Linked DNA regions of Homo sapiens: region 2 is linked to region 1. The links are chromatin loops, found by intact Hi-C in ENCODE. Cell type or tissue: IMR-90. All regions are shown on one strand. Each heading gives the region's core, and the rest is flanking DNA. Links, peaks and the distances in the headings are about the cores only.

Region 1 (12,558 bases), core at 4,275-9,274:
GGCTGCTTTAGGAGACCAAGTGGCAAGAAAGCTCACATTTTTTGAGTTCAAATGCTACTGTCCAAGCGAGAAGTCCCTCATCCTGAAGTAGACTAAAGCCCGGCTGAAAATTCCGAGGAAAACAAAACAAACGAATGAATGAACAGACACACACAATGTTCCAAGTTCCCCTAAAATATGACCCACTTGTTCTGGGTCTACGCAGAAAAGAGACGCAAAGTGTCCAAAAGGAACAAAAGAACAAAAACGAATAAGCAAAGAAGAAAACAAACAAAAACAAAACAAAACAAACACACGGACCAATAAACAAAGAAGCGAAGATAAGAAAGAAGGCCTCATATCCAATTACCTCACTCATTCACATGTGAGCGACACGCAGACATCCGCGAGGGCCAGCGTCACCAGACCAGCTGCGGGACAAACCACTCAGACTGCTTGTAGGACAAATACTTCTGACATTTTCGTTTAAGCAAATACAGGTGCATTTAAAACACGACTTTGGGGGTGATTTGTGTGTAGCGCCTGGGGAGGGGGGATAAAAGAGGAGGAGTGAGCACTGGAAATACTTTTTAAAGAAAAAAAAACATGAGGGAATAAAAGAAATTCCTATCAAAAATCAAAGTGAAATAATACCATCCAGCACTTAACTCTCAGGTCCCAACTAAGTCTGGCCTGAGCTAATTTATTTGAGCGCAGAGTGTAAAATTTAATTCAAAATGGTGGCTATAATCACTACAGATAAATTTCATACTCTTTTGTCTTTGGAGATTCCATTGTGGACAGTAATACGCAGTTACAGGGTGTAGTCTGTTTAGATTCCGTAGTTCGTGGGTATCAGTTTCGGTAGAGGTGCAGCATCGTGACACTTTTGCTAACAGGTACCACTTCTGATCACCCTGTACATACATGAGCCGAAAGGCACAATCACTGTTTCAGATTTAAAATTATTAGTGTGTTTGTTTGGTCCAGAAACTGAGACAATCACATGACAGTCACCACGAGGAGAGAAAATTTAAAAAATAAAAATAAAAACAAAAAAAATTTTAAAAATTAAAAAAACAAAAATAAAGTCTAATAAGAACTTTGGTACAGGAACTTTTTTGTAATATACATGTATGAATTGTTCATCGAGTTTTTATATTAATTTTAATTTGCTGCTAAGCAAAGACTAGGGACAGGCAAAGATAATTTATGGCAAAGTGTTTAAATTGTTTATACATAAATAAAGTCTCTAAAACTCCTGTGGACACTGGTCTTGTGTGGAAATGATTTGAGATGAGAAAAAGGCAAGCGTTACTGGAGAAAAAGAGGAGCTGCCCAAACGTGTGGAGGCTGAGCTGGTATTTTGAACACCTGGGGGAGCTTTTTTCTTTTCTTTTTTTTTTTTTTGTGAGACAGAGTCTCACTCTGTTGCCCAGGCTGGAGTGCAATGGCATGATCTCGGCTCACTGCAACCTCCACCTCCTGGGTTCAAGCAATTCTCCTGCCTCAGCCTCCCGAGTAGCTGGGATTACAGGTGCACCACCACACCTGGCTAATTTTTGTATTTTTAGTAGAGCCAGGGTTTCACCATGTTGGCCAGGCTGGTCTCGAACTCCCGACCTCAGGTGATCCACCTGCCTCAATCTCCCAAAGTGCTGGGATTACAGGCGTGAGCCACGGTGCCCTGCCTGGAGGAGCTTTTGTTAGAGGTATCTTAGTGCTCCCCAATTCTAGAGCTAACTCTGCCTGCATCTGCAGCCTTTTCTCTGCATGGAGCAGAGGTGGACAGTCTGCATGTGGTGTGGGTGGGCAGTGAGGACCCTCAGAGCCTCCCCAAGCATGGACAGATCCCTCTAGCCTTCCTGGGACATTCAGGCTCCTCCCTGCAACCACATTCTAGTTCTGAGAGATGCTGGCAGAAATTAAAGGGGAGCATTCACTACACCGGGAGACGCGTGCACGCGCATGTGTGTGTGTGTGTGCTTTCATATTTCTTTCCAGACTACATCAACTTACCCCAAATCTTGCCTATTTGGGACAACCCAATAAGAAAAGCACTGCTGGTTTGGATAACTTTTGTTTTACATCACTCCTAAAGTTAGAATAATACTATCATTAATTGCTAACATTTATTGGTGCTTACTTGGTGCCCAGCATAGTGCTAAGGGCTCTGCATGCAATATTTTAGTTCGTCCTCACGTTTCATTCATTCAATGACATTTTCTTGAGAGCTTCCCTCGTGCCAGGGGGAAGTTCTGGGCTAAGTTCTGGGTAAGAGAGGTGAGTAGACACCCATGGGCCCTTGCCTCATGAAACTATGGGCAGGAGTGGACAGACAGTAGGAAAAGCATGGCATCAAGAAGTGAAAATGGGCTGGGGGTGGTGGCTCATGCCTGTAATCCCAGCACTTTGGGATGCCAAGGCGGGCGGACCACTTGAGTTCAGGAGTTCAAGACTAGCCTGGCCAACATGGCAAAACCCCATCTCTACTAAAAATACAAAAATTAGCCGGGCATGGTGGCACATGCCTATAATCCCAGCTAATCGGGAGGCTGAGGCAGGAGAATTGCTTGAACCTGGGAGGCGAAGGTTGCAGGTAGCCAAGATCGTGCCACTGTACTCCAGCCTGGGCAACAAGAGCAAAACTCCGTGTCAAAAAAAAAAAAAAAGAAGGACACAGAAGGTGGGTGGTTAGGCCCGAGCACAGGAGAGGATGGCAGGGTTCACAAGACACAGTTAGAGGTTCGATTTTTTTTTTTATGTGCAAAGCAATAAAGTTGTGAGTTTTGATTTCATAAAAAGTGCTGTGGCTGCAGTGTGGAGGACAGGGAGGGGAAGCCAATGTGGTCACCTAGGTGAGATGAAGGAGGAGGCCAAGAAAGCCATCAACCTAAGCTAAAGCTAGTTTTTAAAAAATTGACTGGATGCATGCCCCGGATGAGCTCCTAGTATCTTTCACTTTGGAGGTGAGAAATCTGAGGCCACCATCACCCAGCGGGTAAGTGGTGGGATCAGATTCCAGCCCAGCTGTGGCCAATTCCAAACCCTCTCCAGGAAGTCTAAGGCCTCCTGTGGTCCCATCACCCACAGGTGGAAGGAAAGAAAGAGAGAAGCAGGGCTGGCCTGCTTGAACCCAGGTACCGGACTTCACAAGCCCTCCTAGCGTCACTAGCAGAGCCAGTGATGACTTAGTAAAGCAAGCAGGCAATGAAAATGGCCCAGAGCACTTCCCTCTGGAAGGACATGTGAACAGCCGCATCTCCCCAGGGCCATGAGTTTGGGCTGTTTCCCTTCAGGAGGAGGATGGGAAGCAGGAGACAGACAGCTTCTCTGTCTTTGAGTTGCTTGGGCCCAGCTGCTGCCTGCCTTGTTTAATCTGGCTGGTGTCAGGAGTACTTGGAGAAATCTCACAGAACAGCTTCCAGTGGGTCATGAGGACCGCTCAAATCTTGGTTTGGTGGGAGCTTCGTGCGGACTGGCCACTGTGTTTTATCCTCCTGCAGTAGATGCAGCCAGCAGTGCCCACCAGGACAGGGAGTTCACACCAGGCCAGAAGCCGGGGGATCTCACTCGGCCTGTGGCTTCTCTGCCCCATCCAGCCTCTTGGGTAGACCCAAAGGGTGATAGACCCAAAGGGTGGGCAAATAGTGTGTCACAAAGGGAACCACATGTCACCAGAATGCCACCCAGGCCTGAAACTCTCCTCTTTTGGTTTAACCATCTTTCAATTATCCATGGGTTTTCTGCTACACCTAGGCCAGGCTCTTATAACACACTACACAAACACATATTAAGGGAGAAGGAAACAGGCTCGGGGCAGAAATCCTTTCCCGCCTTTCCATGGGCCAGTCCTTGCATGACCAGGACAGACTGATACAGAATTCTGGAAAGGCGGGCCGGGCGCAGTGGCTCATGCCTGTAATTCCAGCACTTTGGGAGGCCGAGGCGGGCAGATAACAAGGTCAGGAGATCGAGACCATCCTGGCTAACATGGTGAAACCTCATCTCTACTAAAAATACAAAAAATTAGCCGGGCGTGGTGGCGGAGGCCTGTAGTCCCAGCTACTCGGGAGGCTGAGGTGGCAGAATGGCGTGAACCCAGGAGGCAGAGCTTGCAGTCAGCCGAGTTCGCGCCACTGCACTCCAGCCTGGGCGACACAGCGAGACTCCATCTCGAAAAAAAAAAAAAAAAAAAAGAATTCTGGAAAGGCGGTACAGCCTATGGGTTAGTGAAGATCATGCACTCTGAAGTCAGACCACCTAGGAACCAGTCCTGACTCTACCACTCACTAAACGAACATGGAAACTTGGGAAGGTCACATGTGCTAATTAAGGTAAATATCATACGCTGTGTTAAGAGATAAACTCAAGTTAGCAGAAGAAAAGCTTCTCACTTATATAATAGTCCATCATTGGTCAGGGATGAGGATGGCTGCTTTGATGATTAAATGAGATATTGCCTGTATCATGGATATGTGGTACTCAATAAATGTTCTTTTTTTGTTGTTTTTTTGAAACGGAATCTCACTCTTATTCCCCAGGCTGGAGTGCAATGGCGTAGTCTCGGCTCACTGCAACCTCCACCTCATGGTTTCAAGCAATTCTCCTGCCTCAGCCTCCCAAGTAGCTGGGACCACAGGAGCCTGCCCCCATGCCCGGCTAATTTTTTGTAATTTTAGTAGAGACAAGGTTTCACCATGTTGGCCAGGCTGGTCTCGAACCCGTAACCTCAAGTGATCTGCCCACCTTGGTCTCCCAAAGTGCTGGGATTACAGGCGTGAGTCACCGTGCCCAACCTCATTTTTATTATTTTAGAAACTTTCTTCCAAACACTGATTTTTCTAAGAGTAGAAATTGAAGCATAACAATTTTCACAGGGGGAGAGATTTGTATGCGGGAGCTGGGAAGATGGAGAAAGATCTTCCCTCAAATCTCATGTCCTCAAGAGCAATCTCAGCTTCTCCCCTCTCCTGGGCCTGGGTAACTTGAACAAGTACTTTCAGTGTGTGGACCTTCTTCATGGCTTCAAGGGCTTTTCAGAAAGGGTGACATCTGGAAAGTGGAGGGTCTCAGCCATGTGAAGACTAGCCATGTGAACAAGGGACATCTGTTCAGGCATTCTACTTTCAGAGTCACCAAGCACAATTTTGTCCCTGGCACTGTCAGAAGCTGGGAAGACAAAGATAAATAAAACATGGTCTAAAGTGTGAGACAAACTCACAAGCCAATCAATCACTACAGCACAGTAGGCTCAGGGCTGGCACACAAGTGATGAGCAAACACATGATGTCCAGAGGACAGGAGTATGAGTTCTCTCCACAAGTTTTGTTGTTTTTTTTTTTTTTTTTTTTTTTGAGACAGAGTCTTGCTCTGTTGCCCAGGCTGGAGTGCGATGGTGCAATCTCGGCTCACTGCAACCTCCACCTCCCAGGTTCAAGTGATTCTCCTGCCTCAGCCTCACAAGTAGCTAAGATTACAGATGCCCACCACCACGCCCGGCTAATTTTTGTATTTTTAGTAGAGATGGGGTTTCACCATGCTGGCCAGGCTGGTCTCGAACTCTTGACCTCAGGTGATCCACCTGCCTCAGCCTCCCAAAGTGCTGGGATTACAGACATGAGCCACCGTGCCCAGCCTCCACAAGCATTTGAGCTGGGCACTGGCAAGTAAGAGAATGCAAGACAGACAAGGCAGGAGGGGGTAGCAGGAAGGAGAAGAAATATGCAAAGAGACAGGTGAGAAGTTCAGAGAGGCCGGGGCAGGTGCTAAGGATTAGAACCACCGGCGAGCGCGCTAGACACGGGTCCCAGGCCAATTAGATCAGGACCTCTGGAAGAAAGGTCTGATCGTGGGTAGGTGAGTTTCACCTGCAGCCCGAAATGAGGAGCAGGGGATTGGAGCTCAGCGGGAAGGGCACAGCCAGAGATGAGGTTTGTTGGAGGGAAGGAGGCAGGAATAACAGTCAGGCTAAGAAGCTGGGTATTCTCCTGCCAGGTCATGAGGGACATCAGTGTGACTCTTGTACATAGGGAGAAACACGATTAGGGAATCTTTGGGTTTGCAAAGTGGAGAGAGAAGAGTGGCAGAAGGCCCAGAGCCCGGGAGAATCTGCAACAGTCTGGATGAGGGCTTGAAGGAAGGCTGGGGCGGTCAGAACAGAGGGAGCGCTCCTCAAACCGGCTCAGATTTGGGAAATGAGGACGAGGTTCTGTAACTTGCCCAGAGTTGGGGACAGGGTCTATACGGGGTGGAACACCGAGAACAGATCCCGGCCAAGGATCCTCTCTCCAGTGCATGCACCATTCCTTCTCCTTCGCCTCTCCCTCCTCCACGACCAGCCAGGTGAAACAATTAGGGAGAAGGGATATTCTGATTACTTACTTACTTCAGTGATCCTCTGACCACACCAAGTGGCGACTTTCCAGGAAAGTTCTGATTCAGCACGCTCACACCCAAGCCCCGCCTTCCACCCTGAGGAGGCAGGTGGGCAGCCTGTAAGGCGCCATTCCCCAGCACCCGCAGCGGGCACTGTGGCTGCACGCCGCCCTCGGAAAGCAAGGCTGCACCAGCTGCTCCACAAAGCCCCTCCCTCACCAGCCCTCGCCTCCTCCCGGCAAATGTTGGGTTTGCCATCTGGCCACGAGGTGGCAGCCTTTCCCATGAAATCTGCTTGGAGGTGGGCCCGGCGCCTCAAAGGGATTTAGGGAAGTCGCCGAGCAGCCAGAGACTGCGAGGAGAGCCCTGGACTCCTGAAAGAGGCCCGTGGAATCGGTTCCAGGAAAAAGATTCCAAAGAAGACCAGTCCTGGGACCAGCCAGACTGGACTGCGAGCCTGCCTCCACCATTTGCCCACTGAGTACATTTCCACCTGGACTTCCTGAGCCTCACCTTTCCCATTTGTAAAATAGGGATAAAAATAACTGCTGTATGGGATTATTTGGAAAGCCTAATAAAAACAATATATGTAAAGTCCTTGGCAAGGGCCCAGCATTTAACAAATGCATATTAAATGGTAAGCTATTATTAAAGGAAAATTGTGGAATTTGGGGGTTATCGTCTTTAGATTAAAAAAAAAAGCAAAACAAACAAAAAAAATCCTTCACTTTCACTCCCAACCACACCTTTCTAGCTAAGCCTGGGCTTCTTATCTAACCTCCGAAGCCTGGGTTTCCTCCCCTGTGTAGTGGAGATGATACTGCCATCTGGCAGGGTTGCTGTTGTAAACACTCAGCCTCCCTCAAGGGGATGTCTACTGATTGGCAACTAACTTTTCTTATTCTCAGCCTTCAGTGAGAGCTGAAGTGTGATCCCAGCCTGAAGCTTGACCTGTTCAAGAGTAAGGAGCTCCACCCACCCCATCCTCCCACTTCAAGAGCTGCGTAAAGCCCTGGGGACTTGCTCTTCTAGAAGGCTCCAGGGAAGAGAGGACAGAAGAAGCAAAGCCTATACCCTCTTAGGGACAGTCTACCCAGTAGCCACTCTTCCAGAGATGATCAGTGTCCCTGAACTGAGCCCAATTCCAGGGGCAGTAAAAGGGATGTCCTTACACTCATGCATTCATAAAACGCTTCTATCCAAATTAATTGCTGTTATTTGAACTTCCCAGCCACTCTGTGAAACAGTGTGAAAATTGAGCCTTAGAGAGGACACACCACAGATCAGGAACAGGCCCCTCCCAGGTGGCTGGGAATCTTCGGTTCTCAGTCAGCTCTCTGGCTGTTTCCATTCCCAGGCCACTCCCTCAACAATCCCTTATCTTGGTCTTATCTCGGCCACATACATATAGATTTTGTTCTCAGGCTAGAGCCTTTGGCCAGAAGGAATCTGCCCCACTAGCTATTAGTCAACCAGTGAACATTTAGGAAACATCTATTACGTAGAATGCTGCAATGAAGATGGAGAAAGTGAACACAAGCTGGCTTCTGCCCCCAAGCAGCATCTCTGTATTAATCAGGAGAGGTGCAGGGGTAAGTGACAGAACCCTAACACAAAGCAAAAACCAGAATATCCAAAGGCAGGACTGGCTTCAAATTTGGTCAGATCCAAGGGCGCAAAGATGCTCACAAGGTACTGTCTTTGCTCCACCTCTCAATGCCACTGCCCTTGGGATGTGGCCTTATCTTCACAGTGATTTATTCCATATGTAGGAAAGATGGTTGCCAACAGGCCCAAACCTATATCCTTGCAGCACCCATGGGAATGTCAAAGAGACCCTCCCTCTATCAACAGAAGACCATGAATTTGCCCAAACCCCATCAGCCTTTCCGGGGCCATAAAGAGCGGGAAAGGAGTGGCTCTTACAAGGAAAATAACTGCCTAGACGAAAACGTGTTAATTGCCAACATCTACTGAAATCATGAGGGTATCTGTCCATTCTGTCCACAAATAGTGCCTGACATGCCGTAGGTGCTCAATGGACAAACCAGGTGCTGGGGACAGAGGGATGAATGAAACGCAGCCATCCAGGAGGAGTCTAATGGGAAACACCAAGAAGCGAATACGCAATATAATGTGGAAGTGGGCTGGGCGCGGTGGCTCACGCCTTAATCCCAGCACTTTGGGAGGCCGAGGTGGGCGGATCACTTTGGGTCAGGAGTTCGAGACCAGCCTGGCCAACTATGGCCAACATGGTTAAACCCCGTCTCTACTAAAAATACAAAAAAAAATTAGCCGGGTGCGGTGGTAGGGACCTGTAACCCCAACTACTCTGGGGACTGAGGCAGGAGAATCACTTAAACCTGGGAGGAGGAGGTTGCAGTGAGCTGAGATTGTGCCACTGCACTCCAGCCTGGGCAACAGAGGAAGACTCCATCTCAAAATAATATAATAACAATAATAATAATGTGGAAGTGGCTGGGCGCAGTGGCTCACTCCTGTAATCCCAGCACTTTGGGAGGCCAAGGTGGGTGGATCACCTGAGGTCGGGAGTTCGAGACCAGCCTGACCAACATGGAGAAACTCCGTCTCTACTAAAAATACAAAATTAGCCGGGCATGGTGGCACATGCCTGTAATCCTAGCTACTCGGGAGGCTGAGGCAGGAGAATCACTTGAACCCAGGAGGCAGAGGTTGTGGTGAGCCGAGATCGCACCATTGCACTCCAGCCTGGGCAACAAGAGCGAAACTCTGTCTCAAAAAATAATAATAATGTGGAAGTGCTGGGAAGAGAAGTTGCTATGGTATGGCAAGGACACTGGGGAAGGGCAGTTAGCTCCGCTTTGATGGGGATTTGGTGGAAAGCACTTGGATGGGTGCACAAATAGTGCATTGGGAGGATCTAGATTGAATCTGAACAGCCAAAAGTCACCCGGCTCCGCAGGGTTTCTCAGCTACCCGCCCTGAGGATACCATGGCCTTTCCCTTCTTCTGGGAATGTGGGAAGCCACCAAGCAACACCAGCCTGGAGAGCCTGTCCCCTGGGAAGAATGGTCTGGTCTGTGCGGGGCTAGAAGTCTGCTGCTCCTTCACTCTGGATCCCCACTCCCTCACTCCACACATGGGGAGCATGACTTCCCTTCACTTTCTGCAGAGGTGGTTCTGCCCATGGGACCATCCTATGTGCCTAGTACCAGGTTTCTCAATTGCGGCACCATTGACATTTGGGCCAGATGGCTTTGTTGTGGGAAGCCATCCAGTGCATAGAAGATGTTTAACAGAATCCCTGGCCTCTACCCACCTCACGCCCCACCCCTGCCTATTCGTGACAGCCTCTCAGACATTGCCAAATGTCCTCGTGAAAGGTAAAATGGACCCCAGTAGCGAGCCACTGCTCTAATGCATTCTCTCCCCACCCACTTCTCCCTCATTTCTCCTCACCCAAGATCCCAGCATTCCTAAGGAAGGAGCCTCTTCTCCCTAAGGAGACATTTATTGATACTTCCTATGTTCATCCAAGTGACACTCCCCAAGCCAAGGGTTCTAGAACTACAGGCTGAGGTCTCTACCCCAATCCTCTTCTTCTTCTCTGAGGTCTCTACCCCGATTCTTCTCCTCTTCAACTACCTCAGTTGACTTCATGAGCTGAGTGTGAAAAAGTGAATTGACTGCCCCAACACCCCAGTCCCTTCTGCACCCCACAGACCTCCTGAGGAGCTGCCACTGCTTGGAGGAAGGCAGAGATGCTGATAATCCTAAGACAGGAGCGATGGGCTGTGTGCAGTAGGGAATGGCCCTGTGAGTATGCTATAATGAGGAGCATAGAGTGATCCACATGAGAAAATGACAAGTGAGAGGAGCCTGGGGACTTCCAAGCACCCTCCCTTGGTGCCTGGGGGAGGGATGCCAGGCCCTGAGATGACAGGGTAACACTTTATTTCCTCCTTCCTGTCCTGTTCCTGTGCCAGCCATCACAGAGCCCCTTGAAACAGCAACTTGATGGTAATTGATAGTGCCCAAATGATATTTTCTGGACAGGTGCCAGGGATGCAGTCATGGAGCTCAATAGCATTTCTAGAGAGAATAGGAGTTGATATCTATCAGTCCCCAACTGGTGAGGCTTCAACAGGCTGCTTGGAGGAGGTGGTATTCTTCTCAGTAGCACAAATCTGCCAGGGAGAGGAAGAACATGTGTGTGTGTGTGTAACACATTGCAAATATCAAGGGTAATGTATAGCACAGGCTTCAAGGAGATGCTCATAGGTGTAAAGGCATCAGGTGTGAGGAAGCATGCAGGTGCAAAGACACCAGGTGTAACTGAAGGTGTAACACAGAGTGTGAGGACTAGAGACACATACTGGGGGCAGGTTGGTGGTGCGGGGGTGGGTGATGCATGATGTGTAATTAGTGGAAATGTTGGAACAATGGAACATGCAGAGCAAAGATGTGTGTGCAGAAGCTGCAGAAAATACCTCGGCAAGTACTGAGTGGAGGTTTCTTACTCATTCTCATATTCACACCTGTGTTTCTCTGTACCAAGTAGAGACAGGAGGATCAGGTAGAATAATACTCAGCATGTGACATTTACTGTGTCACAGTCTATCTTCTGCTATTATAGCAAAATACCACAGACTGGATAATTTATGTAGAAAGGATGTTTATTTGGGTCGTGGTTCTAGAAGCTGGGAAGTCCAAGAGCATGGCACTGGCATCTGGTGAGGGTCATCCTGTGGTGGAAGGTATCACATGGCACCTATGCCCATCATAAGAGACAGAGAAAAAGGAGGCCAAACTTATCCTTTTACCAGGAGCTCACTCCTGCAATAATGGCATCAATCCATTCATGAGTGCAGAGTCCTCCTGGCCTAATCACCTCTTAAAGGTCCCACTTCTTAATACCATTATAACGACCATTAAGTTTCTAATACCTGAACTTATGGGGGACACATTCAAGCCATAGCATTATATGTATAAGACAAAAGTACAACTGAAGGACCACTTTAATCATTCATTTTTTTTAACCTCCTAAGACAGGACACATGCCAGTCTATATTCCTGAGGGGATATATGGTGAAATGGTTTTTAGCATAAGCTTTAGAATCAATGATTTGAGTTTGAACCCTGCTCTACCATGTACTTGCTACAAGTCTTAGACAAATCTTAAACAATCCTATGACCCAGTTTTCTCATTAGCAACATGCGGAGAAGGGAAGCTACCCACTGCTTGTGGTGGTCATGGCAATTAGAGGAGAACCAGGGGTAAATCACACACATAAAGGGGCACATTCCCAAATGTCAGCTCTGTGCTAACTGGAGGAGAGCAGAAATGACATCCTATTGCATCATCTCAAAGAGTTCTGCAGGACAGACAAGCTGGGCTCTTCCAAAGGCTTGCTATATCCCAAGGGCAGAATCCTTGCTGGGAAGGCACCTTTTCCCTCTGCAACCTCACCTCTCTAAACCCTTGCATTCACCTCTAGTGAACCTGACAGAGGGGAAGAGCTGGGTCAATATAAATGAGATTCACTTCCAGAGGCACATCCCATGGACAAAAAAGCATTGGGGGGCAAGAGGATGGAAACACAGTTGAAGCCATTCAATACCCAGACAGGTGCAGGCCCTGAGAACCTAGGGAGGAAGGCAAGCCCATCCCTGCCAGGGACTCCACAAGCCCTACTGGCTGCTTCCAGTCCTCACCCCAGAATCCCTCTCCTGGGGTTCAAACCCACCTGCACTCAGGGGTGTGCTGGAACCCACCCACAAGACAGATATTTGTGCCTCTTCCCAGCCCCATGTTCGGTGACATCACACTGGTAGCATGAAATCAGCCAAGTGGAAGCATTTACACCAGGAAAATTGGGAAATTTCTATGAGACTGGCAGAGTTGGGGGCAGATACAAAAGAGAATAAAAATGTCAAAGAGCCGTTGGGAGAAGAGAAGAGAAAGGATGGCCATGGGTTAAAGTGTTCTCTGTTGACCTCAGAAATATGGGCACTTTGACACCCGAGGCTCAAGAACTCAGGCCTGGATGGGCGCGGGGGCTCACGCCTGTAATCCTAGCACTTTGGGAGGCCGAGGCAGTTGGATCACTTGAGGTCAGGAGCTCGAAACCAGCCTGGCCAGCATGGTGAAACCCCATCTCTACTAAAAAAAATTACAAAAATTAGCTGGGCATGGTGGCAGGCACCTGTAATCCCAGC
Region 2 (12,558 bases), core at 3,082-8,081, 310 kb after region 1:
TCCCCTTCCTGTGTCCATGTGTTCTCATTGTTCAATTCCCACCTATGAGTGAGAATATGCGGTGTTTGGTTTTTTGTTCTTGCGATAGTTTACTGAGAATGATGATTTCCAATTTCATCCATGCCCCTACAAAGGACATGAACTCATCCTTTTTTATGGCTGCATAGTATTCCATGGTGTGTATGTGCTACATTTTCTTAATCCAGTCTATCATTGTTGGACACTTGGGTTGGTTCCAAGTCTTTGCTACTGTGAATAATGCTGCAATAAACATACGTGTGCATGTGTCTTTATAGCAGCATGATTTATAGTCCTTTGGGTATACACCCAGTAATGGGATGGCTGGGTCAAATGGTATTTCTAGTTCTAGATCCCTGAGGAATCGCCACACTGACTTCCACAATGGTTGAACTAGTTTACAGTCCCACCAACAGTGTAAAAGTGTTCCTATTTCTCCACATCCTCTCCAGCACCTGTTGTTTCCTGACTTTTTAATGATTGCCATTCTAACTGGTGTGAGATGGTATCTCATTGTGGTTTTGATTTGCATTTCTCTGATGGCCAGTGATGGTGAGCATTTTTTCATGTGTTTTTTGGCTGCATAAATGTCTTCTTTTGAGAAGTGTCTGTTCATGTCCTTCGCCCACTTTTTGATGGGGTTGTTTGTTTTTTTAGTAAGTGGTCTAATTACCAACATATATTTTCCAGTATTATCTACAAAATACTTATGATTGATATATGTCACCAAAATAAGGGGAGGGCATGAAGCTCAAACTTTACTTATTTGCAGTGAAAATATGAGTAAATATACAGACATTAAGTACAACCACAGGTCCACCTAATAGTTCCATGAGGTAAGAAAAACACCCGTTTCCTGGCCTGGTGCGGTAGCTCACATCTGTAATCCTAGCACTATGGGAGGCCGAGGTGGGTGGATCACCTGAGGTCGGGAGTTCGGACAAGCCTGGGCAACATGGTGAAACCTCGTCTCTACCAGAAATACAAAAATTAGCCAGGCTTGGTGGCGTGTGCCTGTAATCCCAGCTACTTGGGAGGCTAAGGCAGGAGAATTGCTTGAACCCAGGAGGCAGAGGTTGCAGTGAGCTGACATCATACCACTGCACTCCAGCCTGGGCGACAAAAGCGAGACTCCATCTCAAAAAAAAAGAGAAAAATACCAGTTTCCTAGGAAATCAAGCAAGTATCTACATATTTATAGCTTTGTTGCTTCTAGCCAAGAGACCCTTGAAAAGTAGGTCATCAGTGCACAAGCAGCCTACTTACGGCATATAACCTTAACATTTTTTTTTTCAGAATAAAACATTCCTTGCTAAGGTGAAAAAAAAGAACCAAAATACACATTTAAAAAGCAAAACAAAACACACATTACACAAATATAAGCACTTTGATGATGGTCAATATACAGTCCCAGACTGTGAGAATTATTAGAATCTCTCATGACCTGTTCATTATGCCTTTAACAAAATAATAGCTCTTATTCTATGTCTCAAGTGGTCTTATGAGAGTTGACATTAGTTCCCCATATGTAGCAAAAATATCTCAAACTACTACAAGGATGAAGTGCTATGTCTTACCAGACGCATTATATATGCAAAAGGAGAAATCTTCTTGTCCAATCACCTTTTAAGATACTAAACAGCAGAAGCTATCTAGCCACAAGAGCAGACTGTTAATTTCTAACAAGGTGTGATAAACTCAGTATCCTACTAAGTGTTTGCTAAGGAAGCAGAGAACACTAACATAACTATTTAATTGCTACTGGTACCATGCAGATTTCAGACTAAAGGGATCCTGGCCAGGAACATGGCTCATGCCTGTAATCCCAGCGGGAGGGTCACTTAAGCTAAGGAGTTCAAGACCAGCCTGGCAAGGGCAACATGGCAAAACCCCATCTCTGCCAAAAACAAAAAAATTAGCTGGGCATAGTGGCAAGCACCTGTAGTTCTAGCTACTGGGGAGGCTGAGGGGGGAGGATTGCTTGAGCCTGGCATGCCAAGGTTGCAGTGAGCTGAGATCGTGCCACTGCACTCCAGCCTGGGTGACAGTGTGAGATCGCGTCTCAAAAGAAAAAAAATAAAAAGAAATAGGGGAGGGGGGAGATACTAAACTAAATCAGTACTTAATTGTTCTTTAGGCATAAAGGGAAACCAACATGAAAAACGCTCGAAACATAGGGTATTTTAAAAGAACAAAATTATAAAGTTAGCATGTATGCTGGTATATTCTAGATAACGCTTCAACTTCCTGGATAAGACATTTCACTATTCTCAATAATCATTCCAAACAAAAATGGGTTTTGTTCTGAAATAGACTTAAGAAAATAATCATCTTCAGACCCTCAGTACTGATTCCTTAGGACAGCTTCAGGTAAGTGGTTTTTTCTTTAGTAAATTAGTTATTTCTAAGGGGAGCTATATTAGAAACTACTACCCCAACTATCTACTGGGAGTGATGACTCATATTACAACTGAGTTTACAACAGGCCAATCAAATTACACAGACACAAACTACAAATATATGCTATACCATTTTCTCTGGTCTTAACAAAAATTTCAAGTACCTTACTACTTGGGTTAATAAAGCACAAACTCAAAACCTACATCACACCACACTTAAATACATGTATCACCTTTTACTATCACCTTGTTAATCCAGTTACATGCTATACAGGTAACCCAAACACAATCTTAAAAATCTGTACCCTAAGAAATCATGGCAGGCAGGGAAGAGAGTAACACAGGATTGACTTTCTCCTTCCTTCCCCTGGCGTTGAATTAACACATAATTTCAAATGCTAATCTTCCAGTTACACAATTTAGAGGATGAAACTAATTCCTTTTTAAATCTTCTGGTTAATATATGCATTCGGGTTTATAACCTGTTAAGATATTGGTAATGTATTTAGAAGAAATATTTTCTAACACTTAGGTAAATAATGTGAAGCCAAGGTCACTTGTTTAGCCAATATAATATACAGCTTCTTCTAGTATGCAGTTAAATGATGCAATGCACATAAAGAAAATGCCATACACACACTATGTGATCAATAAATGTTTTAATTATGCCAAAAAAAACCCCATACAGGTATTCAAAAACAAAACAAATATATCTTTTGTTAACCTGAGTGATTTAAAGTTAAAATAATATTAATATTATTATTATTATTATTATTTGAGACGGAGTGTTGCTCTGTTGCCCAGGCTGGAGTGCAGTGGCGTGATCTCGGCTCCCTGTAACCTCCGCCTCCTGGGTTCCAGCAATTCTCCTGCCTCAAGCCTCCCGAACAGCTTGGACTACAGGCGCGTGCCACCATGCTCGGCTAATTTTCCTATTTTTAGTAGAGATGGGGTTTCACCATGTTGGTCAGGCTGGTCTCGAACTCCTGACCTCGTGATCTGCCCCACTCAGCCTCCCAAAGTGCTGGGATTACAGGTGTAAACCACCGTGTCCAGCCTTATTTTTTATTATCTGGGACAGTTCATGGTTGAAATACCTTCTTTCCCACACACAAAACGTCATGTTCCTTACTTTTACTACAAACAACAGACAGTAAAGTTACCTTTTACATATAAAAATGTTAGGCTTCTACACCATAGTAACTGACCAGATTTTCAGCATGATTCAATTTTAAGATTAATGGTCTCACAACATACCACAATGTTGTAATAATCAACTTATTTGGGGAAAAACAGGGGGTATTCTCTAATTTCTCAACCTAATGTGTATTTTTAAGTCTTTGGCTGGGACTACAGGCGTGTGCCACCATGCCCGGCTAATCTTTTTATTTATTTATTTGTAGAGATGAGGTCTCACTATGGTGCCCAGGTTGGTCTCGAACTCCTGGCCTCCAGCGATTCTCCCGCCTCGGCCTCTCAAAGTGCTGGGATTTCAGGTGTGACCCACCGTGCCTAGCCCTATTTTATAAACTTCTCATAATAATCTTTATAATCTCTCCTAAAACACCTTTGAAGGAGGTAGTACTCATACCTGATTATTAGTTTGTTCAAATCTAAGTAATCAAATCACTATCATGACAAAAGAAAATAATCACCACCACAAGAGTCAGAATTTGAGTTGGTCATACACTGTTCACCAAATGGAAATTCTAAGAGAAGCAGAGAAAACGTATGCGTGAGGGAAAATGTCCAAGTGTTCTAATTACTGCACCTGTTCAAGATGCATTAGTTTAATTCAGCAAATGAAAATTTAAAGTCTCTCTATATTACTTTTCATTTAAGCCTTCACATCACTATTTTATAGATTTCTTGAACAACTATGACAGGATCTATTCAGTTATAAATAATTTTTTAAAAATTTTAATTAACAGATGAAACTACCAGATAAAGTACTTAGACAATGCTCTATGGGTGCAAGAGAAAGAACACTGTATTATGAGTCAGTCCCCTTAGAGTTATGAACCACATAGCACATGGTTGGTACATGCTTGGAAAAGTTACTCTGGGGCTAAGTTCAATTTCCTCACCTGTGAAGTTAAGACCAAATTACCTTACAGTTATATAGGAATTTGTAGTTTTCACAGGGTTTTGGCTTGTTGCCTCTCAGGTGAGTTTTACAGGAACCCCGATAGGCGGGCAGGGAAGGTGTCAGCGCCCTGTTTTATAGTTGTGGATTTCTTAACAGTTAAAGAGATCACATGAAACACTGTAAAAACAGCAAAAGTATCAATACGACTCTAAGATGAGCATGAATCCCCACGTTCCTAGTCCTTCTGGGAGGCTATACTTAAAAAGAGTGACAATCACAATGGCTGGGTGATTAAATAAGTCAATTACTGGAATAAAAGGTTTTTAAAAGACTAAACATAAAAGGAAGCAAATGAAAGTCGACCTTTCTAAAAGCATAGTCAGAATTTAAGTACATGCATAGAAAAATATCTACGGGTATTCACCATAATATTAATAGCGGTTCGCTCCGGGTGCGGGGAATACGGGTGACTTTATCTTTCTTGTTTATCTGCGTTTTCTAAAACAAACATGAACTAGTTGATATTCTAAACAAAAACAAGCCAAAGCAATTACACACTGGCAGACTGCATGCACGTACGTTTGAAAGCTCCAACTGTAACAACAGTGACAACTCCCAGGAACCCACCGGCATTTCAAGGACACAAGCAGGAAGCCCGGAAATCCCTAAAAACAGGTGCTAAAAGCCGCCAGCGCAACCTGACAGCCGCGACCGCCTCTTTTCAACCTGAATTCAGGGGGAGCTGGGAGAGGAGACTAGTCTGGTTTGACAAAAATCAGAATCAGAAATTCCCTCTGGCACCTCCCAGATCTCGAAGAGAAAGTGGGAGGAAAGGCTAGGGGGCGGCAGGCATTCACCATGCATGAATAGGGGGATGGGGAGGACGGAAGCCTCGAACTCGTGGCTCAAATGGTCCCTCCGCCCCCATACCGGACGAAGCGCCGGCGAGGAGCGACGGGCTTGGAAGCCGACCGCCCAGCCAAGGGGCTTTCAGACGGGGCCCAAGGGTGCCCTCCCAACCTGGCGGGCCCCAGCCCCCGTCTTACAGGGTTTCTTGGCATCTTTGATCTTCATGGCGTCGGCCCGAGGGGCGATGGACGGCCTCCGATCCGGGGCACTGAGAGCAGAGGCGGCGACTCCGGAGGTGGCTGGGCCGCGCGGCGAGGCCCGGCCGGTTCCTCCCCTCAGGCCGGGCGGGGCCGGCCTAGGGCGGGGCGGCGGCGCCTGAGGAGATGCCCGGCCCAGGGGGCGGCCCCCCACCCCCGCGAGGGGTGGCCGGGACCGAGCAAGCTGGGGAAGGCCGCCGGCCTCGCCGCTCCGGGGCCCCCCCGCAGCCGCTCCAAACAAAAGGCCCCGGTCCCCGGAGCCGCCGCCACCGCCGCCGCCGCCGCACTGAGAAATAGCCCGCCCAGGCCGAACGCCCACGTGACGCGAGCCCCCCCTCGCTCCGCTTCCGCCCGGCTGCTGGGGATTGTAGTTCTCCGGTTCGTGAGGCCCCGCTCTCTGGCTGTAGTTGTGCAGGTGGACTACAAAGCCCGAGATGCATCGCGGCCCCTCCTCCGAGGCCCCTCAGCTTCCGCAGATCGCCTCAGAGTGGTCCCAGCGAGAAGAGGGCTGGGTCTTAGTCACGCCAGCGAGGAGGCGACCAATGGTGACTGAGATGGGCGTGCTGGGGAAGTCGGGCTCAGACCTCAGCAGGTCGCGGAGAGAAGGGGGAATGAACTCTTCGAGAGGACTGTCATGGCTGTTCGGCCATTCTCAGATTTCCCCTTGAGACAGGAAAGCTGGTCGTCAGGCCATGGAAAGCGCTACAATCAGGGCTCTAGAGCTGTGCTTAAGATAGACCCTTGAGTACATTGGCGGATTAAAATTATTCACAAAGGAATCCTTTTGCTTAATAGAGACACCTTGAATGTTAGGGTCGGAATGATGACAATAGCAGGAATAGAGGTAACATCTATGGAACGCGTTATGTTCATGGGACTCTGCTAAGCACTTTGTGTGATTTACTTAAATTCAGGGGCCTTGTGGACCACGTGCAATTATTCATTTTATTGTCACTCATTTTGAAGATGGGGCACGGTCTGAGGAGTTAAATTGCTTGCTGAGCATTCTTTTTGCCACCGATCCATATTCCCCTGGGGCCCTCCAGCCCAGCTCTCTCCTTCTAAAGGGAAAACTGACTCCCAGAGAAGAAAATTTAGTTGCTCCAGTTCTCACAGTAAAGCCAGGACACCCTTTCCCCTTGCCTCCTAGAGTCTTAGTCCTCCAGCTGGAATGGGAGAAGATGGCATTGGGTATCTTCTCTTGGCCTTCACTTTTGTTGCCCAGTTAGATGGCCAGGAATTCTGTAGTTTTTACAATAGATGGATAGAGGGTTGGCAGTAGAGGATTGGGCATTCCAGTCAAAGAAACCCGCTTACCAAAGAGCCTTACTGCCCCTTCTTGCAGATGATAAGCCAAGGGATGTGAAGAAGGACAGGAGAGGACACAAGCTACCATTTATTGAGTACATACCAAGGGCTGACACTTTGCAAAGTGCCTTACTTTTAAAATTTAAATTTAATCCTCCCAACTACTTTTTGAAATACAATGATTAAAAACTAAAAAAACTTGCTGGGCGCAGTGGTGTGTGTCTGCAGTCCCGGCTATTTGGGAGACTAAGGTGGGAGGCCCAGGAATTTGAGGCTGTATGTGATAGAGTTTGTGAATAGCAACTGTGTCAGAGGCATTTACCAGAGCGACTCCATCTTGAATAGGGATTGGATGAAATAAGGCGGAGATCTACTGGGCTGCATTCCCAGGAGTTTAAGGCATTCTTAGTTGCAGGGTGAGATAGGAGGTTGGCACAAGATACAGGTCACAAAGACCTTGCTGATAAAACAGCATGCAGTAAAGAAGCTGGCCAAATCCCACCAAAATCAAGATAGCAATGAAAGGAACCTCTGGTCGTCTTCACTGCTCATTATATGCTGATTATAATGCATTAGCATGCTAAAAGACACTCCCACCAGTGCCATGACAGTTTACAAAAGCCATGGCAACATCAGGAAGTTATCCTATATGGTCTGTAAAGGGGAGGAACCCTCAGTTCTGGGAATTGTCCGCCCCTTTCCTGGAAAACTCGTGAATAATCCACCCCTTGTTTAGCATATCATCAAGAAGTAATAATAAGTATAAGCAGCTGAGCAGCCCATGCTGCTGCTCTGCCTATGGAGTAGCCATTCTTTTATTCCTTTACTTTCTTAATAAACTTGCTTTCATTTTACATTCTGGATTCTCCCCAGATTCTTTCTTGGAAGAGATCCAAGACCCTTCTCTTGGGATCTGGATCGGGATCCCTTTCTGGTAACAACTGTACTCCAGGCTAGGTGACATAGTGAGACCCATCTCCAAAATAAAATAAAAATGTTAAAAGTTAAAGAAGAATTCACACAAATTCAAATATTGGTTCTATCACTTGTTAACAAACATGGGCAAATTACTTCATCTCTCTAATTCTTTAAAAAAAAAATTTTTTTTAAGATGCGGTCCCACTGTGTTTCCCAGGTTGGAGTGCAGTGGCATGAGCAAAGCTCACCGTAACCTCAAAGAGCAATCTGTGGGTGGGGCGGTGGCTACACTGTAGTCTCAGCCTCCTGAGTAGCTGGGACTGTAGGCATGTGTTACCATGTCCAGCTAAGTTTTTTATTTTCTGTAGAGATGGGGTCTCACTTTGCTGCCCAGGTTGGTCTTGACCTGCTGGCTGGCTTCAAGCAATCCTCTGCCTCAGCCTCCCAAAGTTTTGGGATTACAGGCATGAGCCACTGTACCTGGCCGTCTCTCTGATTCTTGTTGGAAATAATAATGCCTACATTTCACGGGTTTGAGATGGGGATTAAGTGAAAAATGCGAATAAGGTAACATGGCGGTCTGAATGTTTGTATTCGAACATGGTCTGAATTCAGTATTGAGAGGTGGGGCTTTTAAGAGGTGAATGGATCGTGAGGACTCTCCCCTCATGAGTGTATTAATTCATTCATGGATTGATGGTTTAAGGAGTTAATGGATTTATTAAAAGAGGCTTTATTAAAAGAGTAATAGTAAATCAAACGTAAAATCTAGAATCAAAATCTGGTCTGATTGGTGCCATGTGGTTCCTTATCTTTTACCTTTATTAAAAGAGGCGGAGGCCAGGTGCAGTGGCTCATACCTGTAATCCTAGCACCATAAGAGTCAAAGACAGGTGGATTGCTTGAGCCCAGGAGTTTGAGACCAGCCTGGGCAACATGGTGAGACCAGGCATGATGGCTCATGCCTGTAATCCCATCACTTTGGGAACCCAGAAGTTTCAGACCAGCCCCAGCAACATAGCATACCCAGTTTCAAGTGTTCTGTTAAAAGCAGCAGAAAAGGCTGGGTGTAGTGGCGCATGCCTGTAATCCCAGCACTTTGGGAGGCCGCGATGGGGGGATCACGAGGTCAGGAGATCGAGACCATCCTAACTAACATGGTGAAACCTCGTCTCTACTAAAAATACAAAAAAAATTAGCCGGGCATGGTGGCGGGCACCTGTAGCCTCAGCTACTCAGGAGGCTGAGGCAGGAGAATGGCGTGAACCTGGGAGGCGGAGCTTGCAGTGAGCTGAGATCGCACCACTGCACTCCAGCCTGGGCAATAGAGCAAGACTCTATCTCAAAAAAAAAAAAAAAAAAAGCAACAGAACATGGACTATGATGTATGTAACATATTATCTGGCATATATGTAGTGATCAGTAAGTAATGATTATGTTTATTATTTGGATTGTTATTCTTTTTTTTTTTTTTTGAGATGGAGTCTCACTCTGTACCCCAGGCTGGAGTACAGTGGTGTGATCCTGGCTCACTGCAACCTCTGCCTCCTGGGTTCAAGTGATTCTCCTGCCTCAGCCTCCCAAGTAGCTGGGATTACCAGCGTGTGCCACCACGCCTGGCTAATTTTTGTATTTTTAGCAGAGATGGGGTTTTGCCATGTTGACCAGGCTGGTCTCGAACTCCTGACCTCAAGTGATCCACCTGCCGTGGCCTTGGATTGTTATTCTTATTGTAAAGTAAAGGAAGAAAGCTTTTGTATTTAGACATTTTGCCTAAGGTCATTATTTGGGATCAGACCATAGGTCTAATTAGGTAAAAGATAAGGAACCACATGGCACCAATCAGACCAGATTTTGATTCTAGATTTTATGTTTGATTTACTATTTTGATTCCAGATTTTATGTTTGTTGTTTAGAAAATTTTTTTTTAGGGACGAGGTCTCACTCTGTCACCTGAGCTGAAGTGTAGTGGCGAGATCTCACTCTGTCACCCAAACTGAAGTGTAGTGGCATGATCATTGCTCACTGCAGTCTCCAACTCCTGGGCTCAAGGGATCCTCCTGCCTCAGCCTCCCGAGTAGCTGGGACCATAGGCATGGACCAAAACACCCGGCTAATTTTTTTATTTTTTAATTTTTTGTAGAGATGGGTTCTCACTTTGTTGCCCAGGCTGGTCTCAAACTCTTGGCTTCAAGCCATCCTCCCACCTTCACCTCCCAAAGTGTTGGGGTTACAGGCATGAGCCACCTTGCCTGGCCTTTATTTGTTTTGTTTTGTTTTGTTTTTTATAGAAACATCTTTCTGAGCTACCAGGAATATGACTTGGCAAGTTAGAATCCTGAATGGTAGACTTAACCTGCACTTCCTCTTTTATTTCCTGTTATTACTCTATCCCACACAGAACCTTAGATATTCTAGAATGGTCCTGTTTTCCACAGTTTTATTGGATGAGAGTCGTGATTTCTGATCTGACATGGCTTCAAAGAATACTCACTATCTAATATGATTTACCTGCTGCTTTTATAAATCTTATGGGCACACCAAGTTCTCTGACAACATATATCTTTTGGTTGTTTCTGGTTCTCTTTGACAGTATCAGCTTGGAAGTCAAAGGGGAATTGATACGTATGTCTTGTGATAGTCTGGCCATGGTCTGAAAGGAAGAAGAGCTAGAAATTAGAAGCCACAGAAATTTGGGTAAGTTTTGGGCACAGGCTCTTGCTAGTTTCTGTGGCCATAGAGATGAGTGTACACATGGATGACTTAGCTTAAAAGTTAGGCTATACACCTGTGATATTACTAGAGTTAACCATCTATTTGCTGTTTGTTCAAAGATGAGACTACTCTTTGGTCTGTTATGCCAGAAAATCACTGAACTTTGAATAGTGAGAATTCCTGTCTCAGATCAGCCATACAATTGCTGTGTGACCCTGGGAAAGTCCTTTTTCTCTCTGGGCTTCAAATTACCCATCTGCAAAATGAGATGACTGTTGGAGATTTTTTTTTTCTCTTTTTGAGACGGAGTCTCGCTGTGTCGCCCAGGCTGGAGTGCAGTGGCATGATCTGTGCTCACTGCAAGCTCCGCCTCTCGGGTTCACGCCATTCTCCTACCTCAGCCTCCCCAGTAGCTGGGACTACAGGCACCCACCACCATGCCTGGCTAATTTTTTGTATTCTTAGTAGAGGTGGGGTTTCACCGTGTTAGCCAGGCTGGTCTCGATCTCCTGACCTTGTGATCCGCCCGCCTCAGCCTCCCAAAGTGCTGGGATTACTGGGATTACTGGCGTAAGCCACTGTGCCCGGCCTAATATCTGCCTCCCAGGTTCAAGCGATTCTCCTGCTGCAGCCTCCTGCGTAGCTGGGACTGCAGTTGCCTGCCACCACGCCTCCCTAATTTTTGTATTTTTAGTAGCGACGGGGTTTCACCTTGCTGGCCAGGCTGGTCTCAAACTCCTAACCTCAGGTGATCTGCCTGCCTTGGCTTCCCAAAGTGCTGGGATTACAGGCATGAGCCACTGTGCCTGGTTTTTTTATTTTTATTTTTTTGAGACAGAGTTTTGCTCACCCTGGCATGAGCCATGGTGCCCAGCCCAGAGATTTCTTTCATCTCTACTTTTTGAATTTCACTAAGAACCTGTTCCCTTTTCAGGACCAATGTGAAGTGTGTTCAGTTCACTAAGAACCTGTTCCCTTTTCAGGACCAATGTGAAATGTGTTCAGCCATGTGTTTCCTAAAGTTTTCACCAGTGTGATTGAAACTGACAGGTCATCCTGTTTTAGTTTGTGGCCACTCTTCCTTCTGCAGCCTGCGTTGGCTTTCAGCCCCAGTCCCTCCTCCTAGCACCATCTGGTTAATTGCATTTTCTCTCTTTTCTAGCATGTCCTCAAAACCCATTCCTGGCAGAGTGAATGCAGGAGCTGGGAAAAGCATCTAAAGGGGCCAAGAGACTGTCTTCTTGTCTCAATATTTATTGTCTATGAAACACAATAAATCCAGCCCATCATGCAAAATGATAGAGGAGACCTGACACATCTTCATTTTGCCTTTACTGAGCGGGTATCCACAGAGACAGGTGGTGAGTTGTACCTAATGATGACTATAGGTCTCCTGGTATGAATAAACACACACACACACATGCGCACACACGCACACATGCACACATGCACACACACACACATACACTCACACCCTACACACCCTTCAAAGCCCAGATGAAGCTTTTAACAGCGGATTCTGTCTCTAATTAAATGGTCAAGAACATACTTCAGTCAGTCATTGGATCCACAAACTCAAATAAGCTAGGGGAGAACATCATGAATATTAGCATCCTCAGTCATCATCCTTGTCATCATCATTATCAGCAGCAGCAGCAGCATCGTCATCATCACTATCATGATAGTGGAAGCACAATTTAATTCAAAAATACTAATTAAGCTTGAACTATCTTCCAGGCACTGGAGTACTTGCTGGGGGTGGAGAGAGGTGAAAAAGAGAGAAACAATAATTAAGTTAACAAATCAATAAACAAGAATAGGCTATAATAAGTGATGTGAAGGAAATAGTCAGGTTGATGTGCTAAAGAGTGGCTGGGGCTGTGGAAGATTGGTTGGGGGTTCAGGCTTTATTCTAGATTGGATGGGCCAAGGAGGATAATCTCAGAAAGTGGCATTTAAGCTGGGACCCATGCAGATTGCTGGGAAAGAGTGTGCCCGACAGAGG

Evidence for each region. Peaks named below come from ENCODE experiments on the same cell type or tissue, not always from the same donor. Only the 100,000 strongest peaks of a DNase experiment are listed, where the experiment ranks them.
Region 2: a loop joins it to region 1, with 7 times the contacts of the local background. A loop is called at or near these places in 4 of 110 quality-filtered maps.

The regions. Positions count from the first base shown.
Region 1 is chr5:168,262,911-168,275,468 of GRCh38, forward strand. It overlaps TENM2 (teneurin transmembrane protein 2), which reads left to right. Exons shown (of 31, transcript NM_001395460.1): 31 at 1-1,247. Among named protein-coding and RNA genes, the nearest start is that of WWC1, 22 kb to the right of the region's middle. In IMR-90, for the core only: a CTCF peak has its summit at 6,616 (motif pointing right); DNase peaks (open chromatin) are centred at 6,661 and 7,761; H3K4me3 peaks cover 284 bases.
Region 2 is chr5:168,573,704-168,586,261 of GRCh38, forward strand. PANK3 (pantothenate kinase 3) reads right to left here and starts at 5,665. Exons shown (of 7, transcript NM_024594.4): 1 at 5,553-5,665. The coding sequence starts at 5,580. RefSeq lists enhancers at 5,393-5,462, 5,553-6,096 and silencers at 5,613-5,942, 10,139-10,188. In IMR-90, for the core only: no CTCF peak of the experiment used is centred there; a DNase peak (open chromatin) is centred at 6,068; H3K4me3 peaks cover 1,998 bases; H3K27ac peaks cover 945 bases.